Linked DNA regions of Homo sapiens: region 2 is linked to region 1. Evidence: read pairs that join two places in POLR2A ChIA-PET (ENCODE). Cell type or tissue: Caco-2. All regions are shown on one strand. Links, peaks and the distances in the headings refer to the core of each region. The heading gives the core; the rest is flanking DNA. Region 1 overlaps ZBP1 (Z-DNA binding protein 1). Region 2 holds the start of LOC107985434 (a long non-coding RNA gene).

Region 1 (2,904 bases), core at 93-2,592:
AACTGCTACCTCCTAGATTCAAGCGATCCTCCCACTTTTAGCCTCTTAAGCAGCTGGGACTACAGGCATATGCCATCGTACCTACCTGATTTTTCTCTTTTTTTGTAGAGATGGGGGTCTCACTATGTTGCCCAGGCTGGTCTAGAACTCCTGGCCTCTAGGGGTCCTCCCATCTCAGCCTTCTGATGTGCTAGGATTACAAGTGTGAGCCACCACTCCTGGCCCCATTCATTCATTCATTCATTCACTCAGTCACTCATACATTCAACTGCCATTTCCTGAGCACCTACTGTGTGCCCAGCACTGTGCTAGATGCTGAAGGTACAACAGTGAGCCATGCAAGCACAGCAGGGGACACTAGGGGAAGTTCTGCAGGGGACCCACACACAAGCAGCGTCCCAGCCACTCTGGGACACAGAGACAGGCTTTCCCTAGGAAGTGGCATCTGAGGAGGCCTGGAGGTTGAGTAGACATCATACAGGTTGGGGCGTGAGGGAAGGGTGCTCCTGGCAGCAGGAACAGTGTGCACAAAGGGGCTGGGGAGAGTGGGGCTGAAGGGAGCACAGACAGGCCAGCACTTGGAGGGAAGTTGGGGGCAGGTGCAGGCCAAGCTGGGTGGTTGGCAGAGCCAGATCTGGAGGGTACCTGACTGGAGCTGGCGGGCCAACGGGGAGCCTATCACTGTACCTAGGAGATGGTGAAGAGGAAGGGGGTGGTGCTGGCAGAAAAGAGAGGAGTGGGGGGATTCCAGAGAATCCAGGAATGGCATTTCCAGGGCTCCACGACTGGGCACTGGGGGAAAGGTCTGTTTCTGATGTCTGGTCGGTCTCTGGCTTGGATGGATAGTGGCGCCATGGATGGATGGTGAGCTGAGAGGAGGGCACTCCCGGGGAGGATGGCGATGGGCATCAGGTAAACCCAGGCAGGCGTCCCAGGCAGGACTTGCCTTTGCGCTCCCAGGTCCCCCTGCCTCCCTCTGGCTCCGTCCTTCTGCCCTCTACTCCCCTCTGCCCTGAGGACACCTGAGAGCTGAGGAACCCCACTGCCCTCTGGAACCCACACCCGGGGAGGGCACAGGCGAGGTGGCACCTCCCCTGGCCACCAGGCTGCGCAGCCAAGGCCGTTTCTGATCAGCCTGCATGCCTCCCTCTGGGCAGATGCAGCTGCCCTACTGCTCTTAGGGGGCATCTGCTGGGGTCCTTGCCCTTTCCTCTGCCCTGGACCCCTCTCAAAAAGGGGCCTACGTGCCTCCTGGAGCCTCCAGCCTGGGCTCAACTGTGGGGACCTGGGAGACTCAGTTCCCCTCTCTGTCCCCCGCTCGCTCCCCCAGGCCACCTTGAACAAAGAATCCTGCAGGTGCTGACAGAGGCTGGCTCCCCGGTGAAACTTGCCCAGCTGGTGAAGGAATGCCAAGCACCCAAGAGGGAGCTCAACCAAGTCCTCTACCGAATGAAAAAGGAGTTGAAAGTCTCCCTCACATCCCCTGCCACCTGGTGCTTGGGCGGGACTGATCCTGAAGGCGAGGGTCCTGCAGAGCTGGCCTTGTCCAGCCCTGGTAACTGCCACCCCGGGGAGGCGGGTCTGACCCTGCAGGGAGCATCCTGGCAATGGACAAGCACAGATTTGAGCCTGGGTTCGAATCTGAACTCTGCCACATGGGAGCTCACAGGTTTCCTCTCTCTGTGCCTTGGTTTCTTTTTCTGGTTGATGGAGCTCACAGCAGGGCTGCTTGGTAGGGGTTGCTGAGAGGAGGCCCTGCGTCAGGCTCAGCCCAGCCCTGCACACAGGAGGTACTCTGCAGAACACTAACAATTATAATAGAAAATCATCATGATGGAGACAGCAATGACGCCATGGTCCCAATCACAGAACATATGCAGTCCCACCAGCCCCCCTTTTCTAGCTTTACAGCCCACAGCCAGAAGGAGCTGCCATTTATCATGCACTTAAGATTAGCCAGGCACTGTTTTGGGGTTCACCCAGCCCTCACACAACCCCAGGAGGCAAAGGAGGCTGAGCCCCGGAGAAGTTAATCGGCAGGAAGCCGCAGCTGCCAGGGCGCAGGCAGGATTTGAAGTCAAGTGTGTTGAACTCTGGAGTCTGAGTTTGCAACTACCGGCATTGCCACTTACCCCTAGGGAGCTGCCCACCTTTGTGGGGTGGAGGCCTGGTGCTGTCTTCTGTCCCCCACCCCTCTGACCCATCTTTCTTTCTGCAGCCGAGAGGCCCCAGCAACATGCAGCTACAATTCCAGAGACCCCTGGCCCTCAGTTCAGCCAACAACGGGGTAAGTTTTTGCATGTCCCTTCAGTTCCCGGGACACAGGATCCCACTCCCCAGGAACCCCAGGCCCTCCTTGAGGGTACAAGATCTCACCAGTGTTCAGGGGCCCTGTCCCACCCACCAGGCAGCTCCCATACAGTGTTCAGAGCCAAGACCCAGCCCTCACAGTGGGAGAATCTGAATGGCTGAGCAGTGATTTCTCCAGTCAGACAATAGCTGACCCTCACCATGCACCCGCCACATGCCAGGCCCAGCGCAGAGCACTCTGTGCACATCCCCCACCCTCAGGGCACCTCTGCGGTGCGTCATGATGACCCCGTTATCATGACACCCATTTTACAGATGAGGAAACCAGGCCTTGAGGGGCTGGGTCCAGGGCCACACAGCTAGGAAGCGGTGGGGCAGATGCAAACCCTAGGACTACTCCCTAACCACCTGGCCATCCTGCCTCCCAGAGGAAGACATCTACAGGTTTCTCAAAGACAATGGTCCCCAGAGGGCCCTGGTCATCGCCCAAGCACTGGGAATGAGGACAGCAAAAGATGTGAACCGAGACTTGTACAGGATGAAGAGCAGGCACCTTCTGGACATGGATGAGCAGTCCAAAGCATGGACGATTTA
Region 2 (2,904 bases), core at 222-2,721, 540 kb before region 1:
TGAAAACAAGCACATTCCAATCAGCTGGACTCAGAGGCTCTCATCTTTCCGGGAAGTGAGGAACATCAAACATGTTTCTTTATCGTGTAATGCCTAACATATTTAATTCATGACTTCCAGCAAAATAATTTTTATTTGGTAAGAAAGCAAAAAGAAAAAAAGATGCAGAAATATCAAGTGCTACAGTTTTCACTGCCTTTTATAAAATATATGGCACTGTTGTCAGATGGCATTGCGGCAGGTGCACGTCACCCTGTTTCGATGAGAAGCCTCTACGAAATGCATCTGTATATACACACACACTCCAAACCGTGGAGATCACAGGAATGAAAAGCAACTGAATTTAATTTTAAAAACCAAAAGGAAAATGGGCTTCTATCTGGAATGAAAAAACACAACTTCATTTGTCAACTCCTTGGACAGATTTGACATTTTTGGAAAATGAGGGTAAATGTTTAGGCAGGTTTTCCCCTTCTTTTGAAATAATCTGTTCTGCATAAGGGGATTTGAACAAAGGCAACAGTGCGGGACATTTGTTCTAGCAGAAGAACTGAGATAAAGAGGTTTAATATGCTTGGGGTTATGAGTTCACTTTTACTAATGGAACCTGCCGGTGAGGCGGTGGCAGGAGGGGATGGTCCCGAGTGGGCTGGCTGCTGCTGGTGGACGAAACCCCTTAGCATATGTTCTTGATGAACTCCTAAAATTAGTCTCCTGCAAGGCTACATGTAGGGCGGGTCATCAACAAATGACAGAGGGGCCAAAGCTTCCTTGAACCAGCTACAAGTAAAATTGTTCAGAAGGGAAGCAGCTCTCAAAGCTGTTTGTCCAGCCAGGCCTTTGGGAGCACACAGACTAACTTCCAAGTCTTTATCTAACTTGTAAAAGAAATGCAGTTGAAATCCACTGTGAGACATCATGTTTCACCCAGCAGAGGGGCAAAAAGATGAAAACACCACCACTAACAAGGGCATTATAGGAGCAAGGGCGATATGGCAATTATCTTTTTTTTTTTTTCCTTTTTTTAGACGGAGTCTTGCTCTGTCATCCAGGCTAGGGTGCAATGGCGCAATCTCAGTTCACTGAAACGTCTGCCTCCTGGGTTCAAGTGATTCTCTTGCCTCAGCTCCTGAGTGGCTGGGATTACAGGTAAGTGCCATCATGCCCAGCTAATTTTTGTATTTTTAGTAGAGACAGGGTTTCACCATGTTGGTCAGGCTGGTCTCGAACTCCTGACCTCAGTTGATCCACCTGCCTTGGCTTCCCAAAGTGTTGGGATTATAGGCATGAGCCATCATGCCCAGCCTGGCAATTATCTTTTGAAAGTGCAGATGCAAAAAAAAAAAAAAAAAAAAAGAAGAAAGTGCAGATGCAAACACTCTTTGACCTAACAATCTACTCTGAGGCATTCATTCTAAAATATCCTGATAGCTACACAGGTACACACCCATGATGGTGCAAGGGATGCCTTGCGGAGCTGTTTGTAATAGCAAACAATTGGACATAAGCTGCATATCCACCCACGGAGGCTCATTCACTATGGCCCATCCATGCAATGTGTGGTGTGCCATGCAATGGTTTAGAAGGATGAGACAAACTTCTAAGAGAAAAGAGGTGCACAAAACTATTCAAAGTATGGTACAAGCTGTGTAATAAGAAAATGAGGCCAGAGGCCCATGGATGTCCTTGTCTATGCAAGAGTGCGTGACAAATGGGTGACAGTGGCTCCAGGGGTCCAGAGGGAGGGAGGCATCTCATCAGATGCCCTTTTAGGTATCAAGGTTACCTATTAAAAATAAATATATTTTTAAAGGCTTTGGTCACCAATGAGAGGATAGGAAGGTGGAAGAAAGGTGGAAGAAGGAAACCAGCTACCATTTTTTTTTTTTTGAGACGGAGTCTTACTCTGTCGCCCAGGCTGGAGTGCAGTGGCACGATCTCGGCTCACTGCAAGCTGCACCTCCCGGGTTCACGTCGTTCTCCTGCCTCAGCCTCCTGAGTAGCTGGGACTACAGGCACCCACCGCCATGCCTGGCTAATTTTTTGTAGTTTTAGTAGAGATGGGGTTTCACCGTGTTAGCCAGGATGGTCTCAATCTCCTGACCTCGTGATCCGCCTGTCTCGGCCTCCCAAAGTGCTGGGATCACAGGCTTGAGCCACTGGCCCGGCCACCATTACCATTTCTTGGGCAAGAAAGGAAGTTTGGAGGGAAGCAGAGGCTGGGGACCTTTCTCGCCTGAATCAAGGTTCTTGTCCTTACCCCTGCCACCCCACAGGCTCTGTCTGGTGAGTGTGGCTTTAAGAGCTGGCCCTTGCTCCTAGACAGGAGTCTCTCACAGGAGATAACCATGTTTTGGTATGTTCTGGTGCCTGGATGGTTCCTCCCTGTTTCCCATCCTCCAGGAGGGGCACCTCTCTGGTATCTAGGTGGGGGCGCTTTCTTTGGAAAGAGAATAACTGTGGTTGTGCAGAGCAGGCCCAGGGGCCCTGGTGGCAGAGGGAAAGTCCAGTCTCATGGGCCGGCAAGGGATCTGTGGGGACAGCATGTGGCTGAGGGACATTATAGACACTAAGCAGATCCCATGCCACCGTATTCTTGGGATGGAGGCAGGTGGAGGCAGGGAGTTGGCAGAATTAAAGCCCAGCTCTGGAAAAATGTCCCACCTACATCCCAGTCTCTCTTCCTCTATTCTCCGGCCAGCCCAGTGTTCTAGGCCACAGGAGAGCGAGCTCCCTAAATGTGTGCATTTCATCTGAACAATCACCTTTGTAGGCACTAATATCAAGAAAATTACGGACTCAGAGCAAATTTCTGTGTCTACAAGGTGTTCCTTGCACGATTATTCTCCCAAATCTCATGCCGGATACAACCTCAATGGCCAGGAATAGGGGGATGGTTAAATA

The links. ChIA-PET counts read pairs that join two places held together with the same protein. Peaks named below come from ENCODE experiments on the same cell type or tissue, not always from the same donor. Only the 100,000 strongest peaks of a DNase experiment are listed, where the experiment ranks them.
Region 2: POLR2A ChIA-PET joins it to region 1 with 22 read pairs; 2 of 35 experiments call an interaction of 5 or more read pairs at or near these places.

What each region holds. Positions count from the first base shown.
Region 1 is chr20:57,614,895-57,617,798 of GRCh38, reverse strand. It overlaps ZBP1 (Z-DNA binding protein 1), which reads left to right. Exons shown (of 8, transcript NM_030776.3): 2 at 1,331-1,555; 3 at 2,219-2,287; 4 at 2,739-2,904. Among named protein-coding and RNA genes, the nearest start is that of ZBP1, 4.1 kb to the left of the region's middle. In Caco-2, for the core only: no CTCF peak of the experiment used is centred there; DNase peaks (open chromatin) are centred at 458, 1,068 and 1,518.
Region 2 is chr20:58,157,636-58,160,539 of GRCh38, reverse strand. The region is part of intron 3 of CIMIP1 (ciliary microtubule inner protein 1); the gene reads right to left. LOC107985434 (a long non-coding RNA gene) reads left to right here and starts at 1,109. Exons shown (of 3, transcript XR_001754692.2): 1 at 1,109-1,149. In Caco-2, for the core only: no CTCF peak of the experiment used is centred there; no DNase peak of the experiment used is centred there.